2 separate regions of the Homo sapiens genome follow, and region 2 is linked to region 1. Evidence: chromatin contacts called from ENCODE Hi-C or POLR2A ChIA-PET data. All regions are on one chromosome and are shown on one strand. Each heading gives the region's core, a stretch centred on a gene start or an enhancer-like site at or near the end of the contact. The rest is flanking DNA. Distances are from core to core; before and after follow the strand shown. Region 1 has its middle 36 kb from the start of DYNLL2-DT. Region 2 holds the start of OR4D1 (olfactory receptor family 4 subfamily D member 1).

Region 1 (5,805 bases), core at 1,659-4,158:
TTACAACCAAAAATGCTCTGACCAGAGTAACCGCACCAAGGGGCAGAACAGCCTACGCACCGTGTGAGTGATGCAAGCTGAGAATGACTAGAAAAACTAGCTTAAGGGCCAATGGCAAAATTCCTCTGTGGGAGAGAATTGTTGGCATCTAAAATATAGGCTTAGGGAATAAACCTGAAGTGGAAGGGGGACAAAAGGAGAGTTGAATTGCTTGGCTTAAAAACTGGGTGGGGGCCGACCACCAGAAAGACCAGCAAGAAATTTGTTTTGTTCATTCAGCCTCCTAAGAGGAAATTTTGGGTTGACACCAATTTGACTTTATTTATTTTATTTTGAGACAGGGTCTCTTTCTGTTGCCCAGGCTGGAGTATGGTGATGCAATGTCGGCTCACTGCAACCTCGACCTTCTGGGCTCGAGGCCTCCTCTCACCTCAGCCTCCTGAGTAGCTGGGACTACAGGCATGTACCACCACGCTCAGCTAATTTTTAAATTTTTTGTAGAGATGAGGTCTCACTATATTGCCCAGGCTGGTCTCAAACTCCTGGGCTCAACGATCCTCCCACCTTGGCCTCTCAATGTGCTGAAATTACAAGCATGAGCCGCTGCGCTCGTCCTCCAATTTGACTTTATTATGAAGCTGTAATAAGGAAATAAGCATCCTTGCACCCCAAACTTTTTTTTTGAGACAGGGTCTCACTCTGTCTTTACCCAGGATGCGGTGGCTTGATCATGTCTCACTGCAGCCTTGATCTCCTGGGCTCAAGTGATCCTCCCACCTCAGCCTTCCAAGTAGCTGAGACTACAGGAGCACACTACCATGCCCAGCTAATTTTTTTATTTTTGTAGAAAGGGGGTCTCGCCAGGCACAGTGGCTCCTGCCTGTAATCCCAGCACTTTGGGAGGCCAAGGCAGGCAGATCACCTGAGGTCAGGAGTTCAAGATCAGCCTGGCCAACATGGTGAAACCACATCTTTACTAAAACTACAAAAATCAGTGGGGTGTGGTGGCATGCACCTGTAATCCCGGCTGCTTGCGGGGCTGAGACAGGAGAATCACTTGAACCTGGGAGGCAGAGATTGCAGTGAGCTGAAATCGTGCCACTGCACGCCAGCCTGGGTGACAAAGCAAGACTCAGTCTCCAAAAAAAAAAAAAGAAAAGAAAAAAAGAAAAAGAAAAAAGAAAGGGGGTCTCACTATGTTGCCTAGGCTGGTCTTGAACTCCTGGGCTCAAGCAATCCTCCTGCCTCGGCCTCCCTAATTGCCAAAATTTGATCATATCTCCAGTTATTTCCTTAAGGCCAAATTCTAAGAAAACAGGGCATAAGGTATCTATGCCTGGTGACCAAACAATTTAAAACCTGGAACCAAACTTCCCCACCAGAAAGACTGAAACAGTTTAGATTTCTGTCAGCAGTGAATGAAAGTGCTTGGTTTCTCAGGGTGTTCCCATGGTGTTAAATCCTTGAGAAATAGGTGAAAATTGCTTTAGTTTGTATTTTGTTACTGGTGAGTCTGAACTTTTTTTTCATATATGTATTGGCTCTGTCTATTTTTCTTTTAAAAATTGCCTTCTCCAGGCCTTTGCTCTCTCCCCTGTCTGGTGCTTCCCATCTTTTTTGTGCACAAAAATCCCACCTCTTCCCTGCCTTCTCATACAGCTCATACTGGTTTATTCATCACAACCCATCATAAAGTGACCAATTTGCTTGGTCTTATAACTGAAAGTCCCATATGCTGGAAATGCTCTCAGTCCCTGGCACACTGGAACAGTTGGTCACCCTACTTCTGGGCCTTAGATTGTTTTTCCCCCGCAGCAAAATGAGGACCAGATGTTCTCTGGTGTTGCTCCCAGCTCTTCATTCATTCGCTCCACAAATATGCACCATGCTATCATGCTCTACTGCTCTGGGCAGTCATTCTGCTAGGGAGGCATCAAGGACTCCTCAGTAAACAGGACCCGACTATCCCTACCATCCATGATGGCTCCCTGGAGGAATCATATCTTGATGAATTTGCAACAAAAAAACCTTAATGTGATTGGTTGATGGCAGATAAGGAAGCCCTAATAGGGGGCAGGAAGAATGTCCCTTGGATACACCAGAAGGAATTTAGATGCCAGGAAGCGTGAGAGAGAGATGAAGGGACCAAAAGATAAATCTGACTTACTTTGAAGTTTGGCTGAAGATCAACCCAGAAATAGCTGTGTGTATTTCCCCAGAACCAGAGGCAGATGTCCCACCATCTGAGGCTGTCTTTCCCCTCACACCCTTCCCAGATTCCTGAGCCCTCAGCATAGGCATTTCAGAATCTCCTTCTCTGGGTTCCAAGGCCTGTAATGTCTTATGCATCTCTTATATTGGCCCAGGTGTACATTCTCCAAGATTTTGGAAAGAGTTTCTCTCCCTGGGACAAATGAGCACCACCAGAGATCATGTATGCAGAGCAAGCACTTTTGTGCCCTCACATTATCAAATGGCAGAAAAGAAATGTCACAAAACCCAAGAAGGGGCCTCAAAGAAACTGTCAGGTACACAAAGCTGAGCAAAACCTCTCTTCTCACTGCCACAATCCATTGCGCCTGGCTTTTAAAATTCTAATTAAGAGAAAACGAAGACGGTGAACTCACTGAAGGCAAGAACAGAGGCCTGGCTCTAATTCCACCCACTCCGCACCACCCTCAAGCACTGAACCCAGAGCCTGTACACAGTAGGAGCTAAGTAAATACTAATGGAATTGAGTGGACCCGGCCCAGAGCAGAGGGAGCGGGAAGGGGAGGAGGGAGCTGGAGCCAAGGGCTCCTGCCGCCACCGCCTTCAGGCTGCGGGGAAAGTCGAAGGAAAAGCTTGCCAGACCTCTAACGAGTGCTCCACCGCCAGCAGGCTGCGATTGCTCATTGTGTTTGGTTATAATTAGCAGCATATTCTGCGATGGCAAAGCAGGCAGCGAGCAGGAGCAGGGCTGGAAACAGGCTGCCACCCTCGCAGCCATCAGTCCGGGGGCCCTGGGCTGCAGAACTTGGGCTCCTTCACTTCCTGGCCCTGCCTGCCCTGAATCCACTCTGGGTGTGGGCTGGCAGACCTTGATCGGTGATGCTGGGCCAACACCAGACCCCAAAGAGGAACTGTTTACTGTGATTGCATGAGAGCATGGCCTGAAAAATTGGGCTCACCTGGGTTTAAGACAAAGTTTCATTTGCAATGTACAAGCAATGTGACCGCAGGCAAGTAAGCCTCAGTTTCCCCATCTATAAAATGGGACAGTAATAATAGTACTCCTCTTTCTTATGGTGTGTGGTGAGACTTGAAACGGACAACTCATCTAAGGCACTTGGCAGAAGGCCTTGTGTGCTGTTGGCACTCGGTGCCTTGCAGCTACTATTGCAAAAGGGACAGAAGTGGCTTCTACTCTGGCCCTTTCCTCTCCCCTCTCTGCAATGTTTGTCTCACCCCTGCACAGGTGCTCAGCAGCCTGCAACTCCTTTCTCCACGCCTATGGAACCAGCTCTCAGGGGAGGGTCTGCCTTAGCAGTGTCAGTTCAGTGTGAACAGAGGGAACTGCATGACCTTTCCTAGGAGAGTGGCCTCAAATTTTTTAAACTGTGATCGACAGGACAAAATACATTTTACACAGTGACCAAAGGCACACATACCTATCAGTAAATAAAACAGAAACATAAGTTTCATGAAACCACACTCACACAAACCAAGTGCAATGCATTCTGATATGTTCTGTTCTCTTCCCTTCTATCACATTCTATTTATACATAGTCTCCAATTTATATTATATATTTTAATTTATGTTACATATGTTTACATTATATATTTTATATATTCTTCTAGCATATATATAACAGTTTTAAAGTTTTGCCAAAGGTCAGGATCCAGAAACCTTCAGTGTGAAAAACAATGCCCCAAGAGGAAGAGGTGACTTAGCTTTCATCTCTCACCATGGATTAAAAGCCTCTGTTCCTAAACTATCGAAAGAACAAAAAACCAAACACCGCATATTCTCACTCATAGGTGGGAATTGAACAATGAGAACAACACATGGACACAGGAAGGGGAACATCACACTCTGGGGACTGTTGTGGGGTCGGGGGACGGGGGGAGGGATAGCACTGGGAGATATACCTAATGCTAGATGACGAGTTAGTGGGTGCAGCGCACCAGCATGGCACATTTATACATATGTAACTAACCTGCACATTGTGCACATGTACCCTAAAACTTAAAGTATAATAATAATAATTTTTTTTAAAAAACTAACTTTTTAAACATTAAAAAAAAAAAAGCCTCTGTTCTCCATTCTTTTTTTTTTGAGATGGAATCTCGGCTCACTGCAACCTCCCCCTCCCAGACTCAAGTGATCCTCCCACCTCAGCCTCCCAAGCAGTTGGAACCACAGGCACACACCACAACACCCAGCTAATTTTTTGTATTTTTGGTAGAGATGGGGTTTCACCATATTGCCCAGGCTGGCCTCGAACTCCTCAGCTCAGGTGATCCACCTGCCTTGGCCTCCCAAAATGCTGGGATTACAGGCATGAGCCACTGTGCCAGGCCTCTTTTCCTGTTAAAGGGATTTTTTTTTCATCAGAGAGCTATTGAGAGAGAGAGAATTCTGAAAACCTGGAAGCTTTTCTCTAAAGCCACAGAGCATAATGAGAATGGGTTTTTGCATAAGTTCTTTTTAGGGGGGCTTCAGAATTAAGCTATTTCCCAAGAAACATGGAGGTCACCCATCCTTTGCTCCTATACTAACTTGCAAGCTAACTTTTCCTTAGCTGGGATTCCAGCAAATCTTCCAAATACCACTATGCCTAGGTGCCAGGGAAGGGCAAGATTTATGTAAACTCAGCCAAACAGGAAATACTCTGAGCTAGGATTATTGTACTTATGGGTTTTCTCCATAACAAAATCAGGGCATGTGGCCTCACAAGTACCTATGAGGACAATAGGATAAAATATTTAAAACTGAAACTGTCCTGGAAAGTCTCCAACTTGGGACTGCATGGTTATCATGAGAAGTGGAGAATCTGATGCCAAGAGAGTCAGGAGGGAGAAATCCTCTCTCCTATGCACCCAGGTCTTGCCTTCTGGTTTGGGGGAAGGAGCCTTGGGTTTCCAGAACCTTCTGGAATACCAGAACTCTCTCCTAATACCCTTGAGCATTGTATTAGTCTATTCTCATGCTGCTAATAGAGACATCCCCGAGGCTGGGTAATTTATAAAGAAAAAGAGGTTTAATGGACTCATAGTTCCACACGGCTAGGGAGGCCTCACAGTCATAGCAGAAGGCAAAGGAGGAGCAAAGTCATGTCTTACATGGCAGCAGGCAAGAGAGACAGCATGTGCAGGGCAACTCACCTTTATAAAACCATCAGATCTTGTGAGACTTATTCACTACCATAAGAACAGCACAGGAAAGACCTGCCCCCATGATTCAGTTACCTCCCACTGGGTCTCTCCCACGACACGTGGGAATTACGGGAGCTACAGTTCGAGATTTGGGTGAGGACACAGCCAAACCATATCAAGGATATTCAGTTATTAAATACTTTCGTGGATTTATAGGAGGACTGGATCCTGACTGGTAAGAGGAGAAGTAGAGAGAATAAAGGGAAATGGGAGGCCTCCAAAGTTTTTCCTAATTTCACTTACAGCTGCTTGGGCTCCCAACTTCTTGCACCCCCTGCCCTGCTCCAACCTCCCCTCAACTCTCTACCACATCCCCAGAGTGCCCTCAGCTGTCTCTGCCATTAACAACTTGACTATGGCCAAAGAGGGACTGGGTTGGGCTGAACT
Region 2 (5,726 bases), core at 2,788-5,287, 100 kb before region 1:
GCCTCAGAGATACTCTAGTTTTGATCCTGATGTCTTTGTATTATTTGGGTATTTTTACTTTGAATGAACTATGTATAAATCATGATGGAAGGAAGGGATTTTAAAATAAAATAACATGGCTGCGTGCAGTGGCTCATGCGTTAATCCCGGCATTTTGAGAGGCCGAGGCGGCCAGATCACCTGAGGTCAGGAGTTCGAGAGCAGCCTGGCCAACGTGGTGAAACCCCATCTCTACTGAAAATACAAAAATTAGCTAGGCGTGGTGGCAAGCACCTGTAATAATATAATAATAATTCAAATGTATCTAGAATTTACTAATTATCCAAAAAGTTAAAGATAAAATATAATAAGGAACAATTTTTAAAAATTATGTTAACATTGATCTTTTAAAAACTTGTAATACTCAGCATTATTGAGAATTTAGAGCAATAGATAAATCACTGGTAGTACAATCTTTCTAGAAGACAATTTGAAAATATGTGCCAAATCCATAAATTATTTATACTCCCTGACCCAGTAATTTCTGTCTTAGGGATTTGTTTTAAAGAAACAATGAAAACTAATTTTTAAAAATGTATGCTTAAGGATATTCATCACATTATTATAATATTGATAAACTAGAAACAACATAAATGCATGACTATAAGATATTGGTTAAATAAAATATGGTTCCTCCATGGGATGAAATACTAGTTAAGAATAAATATATCCTAAAAGGATGTTTAACTCTATGGGATTTGATTTTACCATGGGAGGGGCAGCAGTGATTGCACTGATGCTCTTATAAGGGAATTGAATGGATACATGTGAAAAGATAGCTCTATTGATCATGTCCTTTGCGGGGACCTGGTTGGAGCTGGAAGCCATTATCCTCAGCAAACTAACACAGGAACAGAAAACCAAACACAGAGTGTTCTCACTTACAAGTGGGAGCTGAACGATGAGAACACACGGACACGTGAGGGGAAAAAACACACACTGGGGCCCGTCAGGGGGGAGGCGAGGGGAGGGAGAGCATCAGGAGGAATAGCTAATGGATGCTGGGCTTAATACTTAGGTGATGGGATGACCTGTGCAGCAAACCACCATGGCACATGTTTACCTATGTAACAAACCTGCACATCCTGCACATGTACCCCTGAACTTAAAATAAAAGTTGAAGAAAAAAAAGATCTTCATCAACCTTTACAGACAAATATAGACAGGATTATCTCTAAAATTATCCATGAGGGGTTTTAAGACTCAAAGTATTGTTGTTTTAAAGAGAGAATTACAAAATATTTTGATAAACTATAGTATAAATATAAAGGGAAAAAATGGACATGGAAAACCAAAATGTTACCAGTGTGAATAGTGGTTATCTCTGGTTGATGGGATTGATGGAACATATATTTTCTCTTCTTTACAAAATTTTTTTTATTTCTTGTAATTTATAAATTGTCATAAAATTTTAATCAAAAAAAGCAAAAGAAGTATTATAATGAGACCAAGAAAAAGAAAAGGTAAGAGCTGAAAAACTTCTTAGCATGAGCACTGTCGGGGCGAAAGACAACCGCAGGTGTGCAAGGGGAAGGGTTCGGGGAAGGAGAAACCTCAGAACACTGAGGAAAAGGGAGAGAGAGAAAAAGAGGAGGAGACGCAGTGTGGGAAAAGGGAAAGCTCTTCTGTAAAAGAGAGGAGAGAAGGAGACCGTGATTCCCAGGACTGTTGCAGAACCGCTGGATTCCTCCCCTCCTCATAACCAGTTCTTCAGTTTGAGTGTCACTGTAATGGCTAAAGCCCGTCAGTAACCGTGGGTTCTTTCAGCTCCATCTGGCACTGTGAGCTGCCTGTCATTATTATGAAATCATTCTTGCTACTTCTTTACTCTAAACCCAAATACCTCTCTGGCTCTCCTATTTCTGTCTGTTATCCCCTCACCCAGCTAGACTTCTCCCTTGAACTCCACATGTATTATCACCAAGGCATATTCGTTCTTCCTTTGAAATTACTGCCAAATTATTTTTCCTATCTGGCTTATTGCTGTGGGCCTCCAAGTGGGTTCTTGCCTCCAGGTTTTGGTCCATTTTAATCCACACTGTGCAACATAGTACATACATAAACTTCTTCAACAACATCTTCCCCCTCTATTTCAAAAGGTTTTCAAAAATTTTCCATGGCTCTTTATTGTCTACAGGAAGGAATTTGTACTTAGTTAGGATTTCAGGGGCTTCCACACAAACAGGCTCCTACCTTTCTTTCCAGGTCCATCTGCCACTTAATAGTAGTAGTAGTAAGCATTTATTGTAATTGTAGTAATGGTAATAACTGTGGTAGTAAGCATTTATTGTTGTAATAGCAGTAATTGTCATCGTAGTAAACATTTTTTGAATGCTTACTATGTGATAGACACTATACTAAATATTTTGCTGGCATTATCTTTTTTAATTCTCACATATTATTCCCATGTTTATAAGTATAGTAAGTACCATAAATTATCTCCACTTTACAGATAAGTAAACTGTGGCTTGAATAGGTTAACTAATTTCTCCCAGATCACATGGAGAAGAAGAAGCAGAGCTGGGATTCTGAGCCAGGTCTGATTGACCCAGAATTTGCACTCCTAATGACTATTCTCCTCTTACCTGCTCTCCTCTAAGAAGATTCAGCTTCAGCCAAACTTATCTCTTCTTCGGTCCCTCAGGTCTCAGTGCCTTCATCCAGTCAGTGCCGCATCTGAATTGCTTTTCTGTCCTGTTCACCTGTCTGAATTCTACCCTTCCTTCAAGGTTCAAGAGTAATTAGCTCTTCCATAATGTTGCTATGCCTTGGTATTTTTTCATGAGGATGGCTCTGTTCCTCACATGTGTTGTAATTTCAGTGCAAATCCAATATGTTAAGTATTACACAGTACGTGGTACACACAGACCCTTTCTCATAGTTGGTTCCCAAAAGAATGTGTGATTGCTTAATGGAGGACAGGGTGCTGGGATGGGCCAGACTGCCGTGAGAGCTGGGAAGAAAGAGAGAGTAGCCACTGGATAGAATGCAGTTTATAGGACCTCAAAGAGAATCCAAGAATCCTAATTCCCAGCATCACCAGATTTACAATCCTAGAAGCATCATCTTAGCATGGCCCGATTCTTTCCACAAACCCATCAGAATCTTTGCAAATGCTTCCTCCCCCTACATGCATAGAAAATAGATTTAGAGGGATTCTAGACAAGAAAGAAAATAGACATAGGGAGGGACATGGATCTGTATGGGGAAAGGGGAGGATTCTAGACCTCTTCTGTTGTTACTCAATCTTCTCTCCCATCTGTCTTTGCTCTTAGAAAATCAGCCCACACAGGACTAGGAGAGACGAGGGGAGAAGGAATAAGTGGGTTCCCAAAATGGGGTAGAATCTAGTCTGTTGTCATCCAGGGAGCATTAACAGGTATTGTTAAACACAAGATTTAAGAAAAGAGAGGATAAGATGGAGGGACAGCAATAAAGAAGGGAAGAAAATCTGGAGTGAGTGAGAGAAGCAGGCAGGAGAAGGGGGAAGATGGAGGAAGATGAGACTTAAAAAGGAACAGTAGAGGGTGGAAAGTGTCAGAGCAAGACCTGTTTGTGTTTTCTCCTAGGTGTGGGAAGAAGCTGTAGTATGTATGTGGGAGGCGGGGGAGATAACAGTGTATGTCTATATTCCGCTCTCCCTCCCACCCTCTGTTCTAAATTCCACCCAGCACATAAGCCAATACAGACAAAAGTCTTAATGTTAGATAAAATCAATGTTTCCCAAATCCCGTTCCCCTTGCATTAATGCCTGATGACTTCCCCCATGCCTTCCCTCCACCCCATGCTTGTCTCACGATAGGCTTTGTCGTGCTGATTTGTCCATGGGAAGGACAATGAGGCCATCACCTTCCTCCAGCCCACAGTGGCCAAGAGGACTTAGAGCCTCCCATCTCCCAGGTCACTCTTCTCCTGTAGCTCCATTCTTCTCCTGGCCTCTCTCAGACAAGGAACACATATGGGATTGGCCTTAAGGAAAGGGAAATTCCTTGGGGAGTAAAACTTAGGCTTAATTCATAAGATAAAGCCTGGCTCAGGCTGCTAAGGGCAAATGAGCAATGGGAGTTATTAAAAAGTATGTGAGATGTTGCATCAGATGCACATAATTATTGGGAGACTGTCTTGGGGCCAACATTTCAGAGTTACTGATCAAAGGACCAAGATGAAGAAGGATAAGAACCCTAAAGAGACGTGAATTCCCAGGGAGGTTTACAAGAACCAAATCCCTCAGCACCATGGGCAGTGCAAGGCCTCCACCCTCTCCTATCACCACTGTAGTTGGAAAAGTGAGTTATGTCCTAGGACACAGTCCAGGTCACCCCCTCTATAAACTCCAAAGCCTTTTTCATATGTACAGTCATTAAGGTACCATCTCTTATCCCAATCTCTGATCTGCTCTTCTCTCAGCCAAAGTGAACTCTCAATGTAAATTGGCTAAGTTCATCCTCAAGATATAATTCAACTACCATAAGCTTCACAATTATTAAATGATTTTAACCATTCAGTGGTTTTTAGTATATTCACAAACTTGTGTAACCATCACCACTACCTAATTCCAGAACATTTTCTTCGTTCTGAAAAGAAATCTCATATCCTTTAGCAGTCACTGCCCATTCTGTTCTCTCCTCAGTCTCTGGAAACCACTAATCTACTTTTTGTCTCTGGATTTGCCTGTTCTGGACATTTCCTAAAAATTGAATCATATAACACACATATGATGATATATGGCTTTTGTGTCCTGCTTCTTTCACTTATGTTTTTAAGTTTCATCTGTACTGTAGCATGTACCAGTACTAGTCATGTACCAGTCATTCCTTTTTATGACTGGATAATATTACATCATATGGATATACCACTTTTGTAAATCAGTCAGTCAGCTCTCGGACATTTGAGTTCTTTCCACTTTTTAGCTATTATGAATAAAGCTGCTAGGAATATTCATGTATAGGATTTTGTGTGGATGTATTCTTTCATTTTTCTTTGGTATATAGCTAGATGTGGAATTGCTGGATTTTATAGCAACTGTGCCTAATCTTTTGAGGAATAACCATCTTACTTAGAATAGTGAGAGTGAAGTGGCATCTCATAATTTTCGCATTTGTATTTATAAAGAATATGGTCTGTAGTTCTTTTCTTGTATCTTTGTCTGGCTTTGGTATCAAGATAATGCTGGCCTCATAGAATGTGTTAAAAAGTGTTCCCTTTGCTTCTGTTTTTTTTTTTTTTTTTTACAAGAACTTGCATAGTATTGGTGTTCATACTCCTTTAAATGTTTGGCAGAATTTACCACTAAAGCCATCTGGTACTGGACTTTTCTTGGTTGGGAGGTTTTTTAAACACTGATTCAACATTTACTTGTTATAGGTCTGTTGAGACTTTCTATTTCTTTTGAAATCAGTTTTGGTAATTTGTGTTTCCAGGAATTTTTCCATTTAATCTAAATTAGCCAATTTGTTGGCATATAGTGCTCATAGTACTCTCTTACAATCCTATTAATTTTTGTAAGGTTGGTAGTAATGTTTCTGATTTTATTTATTTGCCTCTTCTCTTTTTTTCTTAGTTTAGCTAAACATTTATAAATTTTGTTTATCTTTTCAAGAACTAACTTTGGTTACATTGATTGTATCTATTGTTTTTCTATTCTCTACTTCATTTATCTCTGCTCTAATCTGTATTGTTTTTTTCCT

Evidence for each region. Hi-C counts contacts between places; a loop is a spot of excess contacts on that map. ChIA-PET counts read pairs that join two places held with the same protein, here RNA polymerase II (POLR2A).
Region 2: a map of posterior vena cava shows a loop between it and region 1 (2.7-fold over the local background). The contact joins the promoter of OR4D1 here to the enhancer-like site in region 1. A Hi-C loop is called at or near these places in 1 of 168 maps with a recorded cell type or tissue (posterior vena cava). POLR2A ChIA-PET finds 5 or more read pairs at or near these places in 2 of 52 experiments (Panc1 and activated CD4-positive, alpha-beta T cell).

Annotation. Positions count from the first base shown.
Region 1 is chr17:58,043,999-58,049,803 of GRCh38, reverse strand. No RefSeq gene overlaps it. Among named protein-coding and RNA genes, the nearest start is that of DYNLL2-DT, 36 kb to the left of the region's middle. Within about 2 kb of position 2,908, at least 2 of the 41 ENCODE cell types and tissues checked have a DNase peak (open chromatin) inside an H3K27ac peak, as active enhancers do.
Region 2 is chr17:58,146,695-58,152,420 of GRCh38, reverse strand. OR4D1 (olfactory receptor family 4 subfamily D member 1) reads right to left here and starts at 4,037. Exons shown (of 4, transcript NM_001386095.1): 1 at 3,837-4,037; 2 at 2,625-2,992.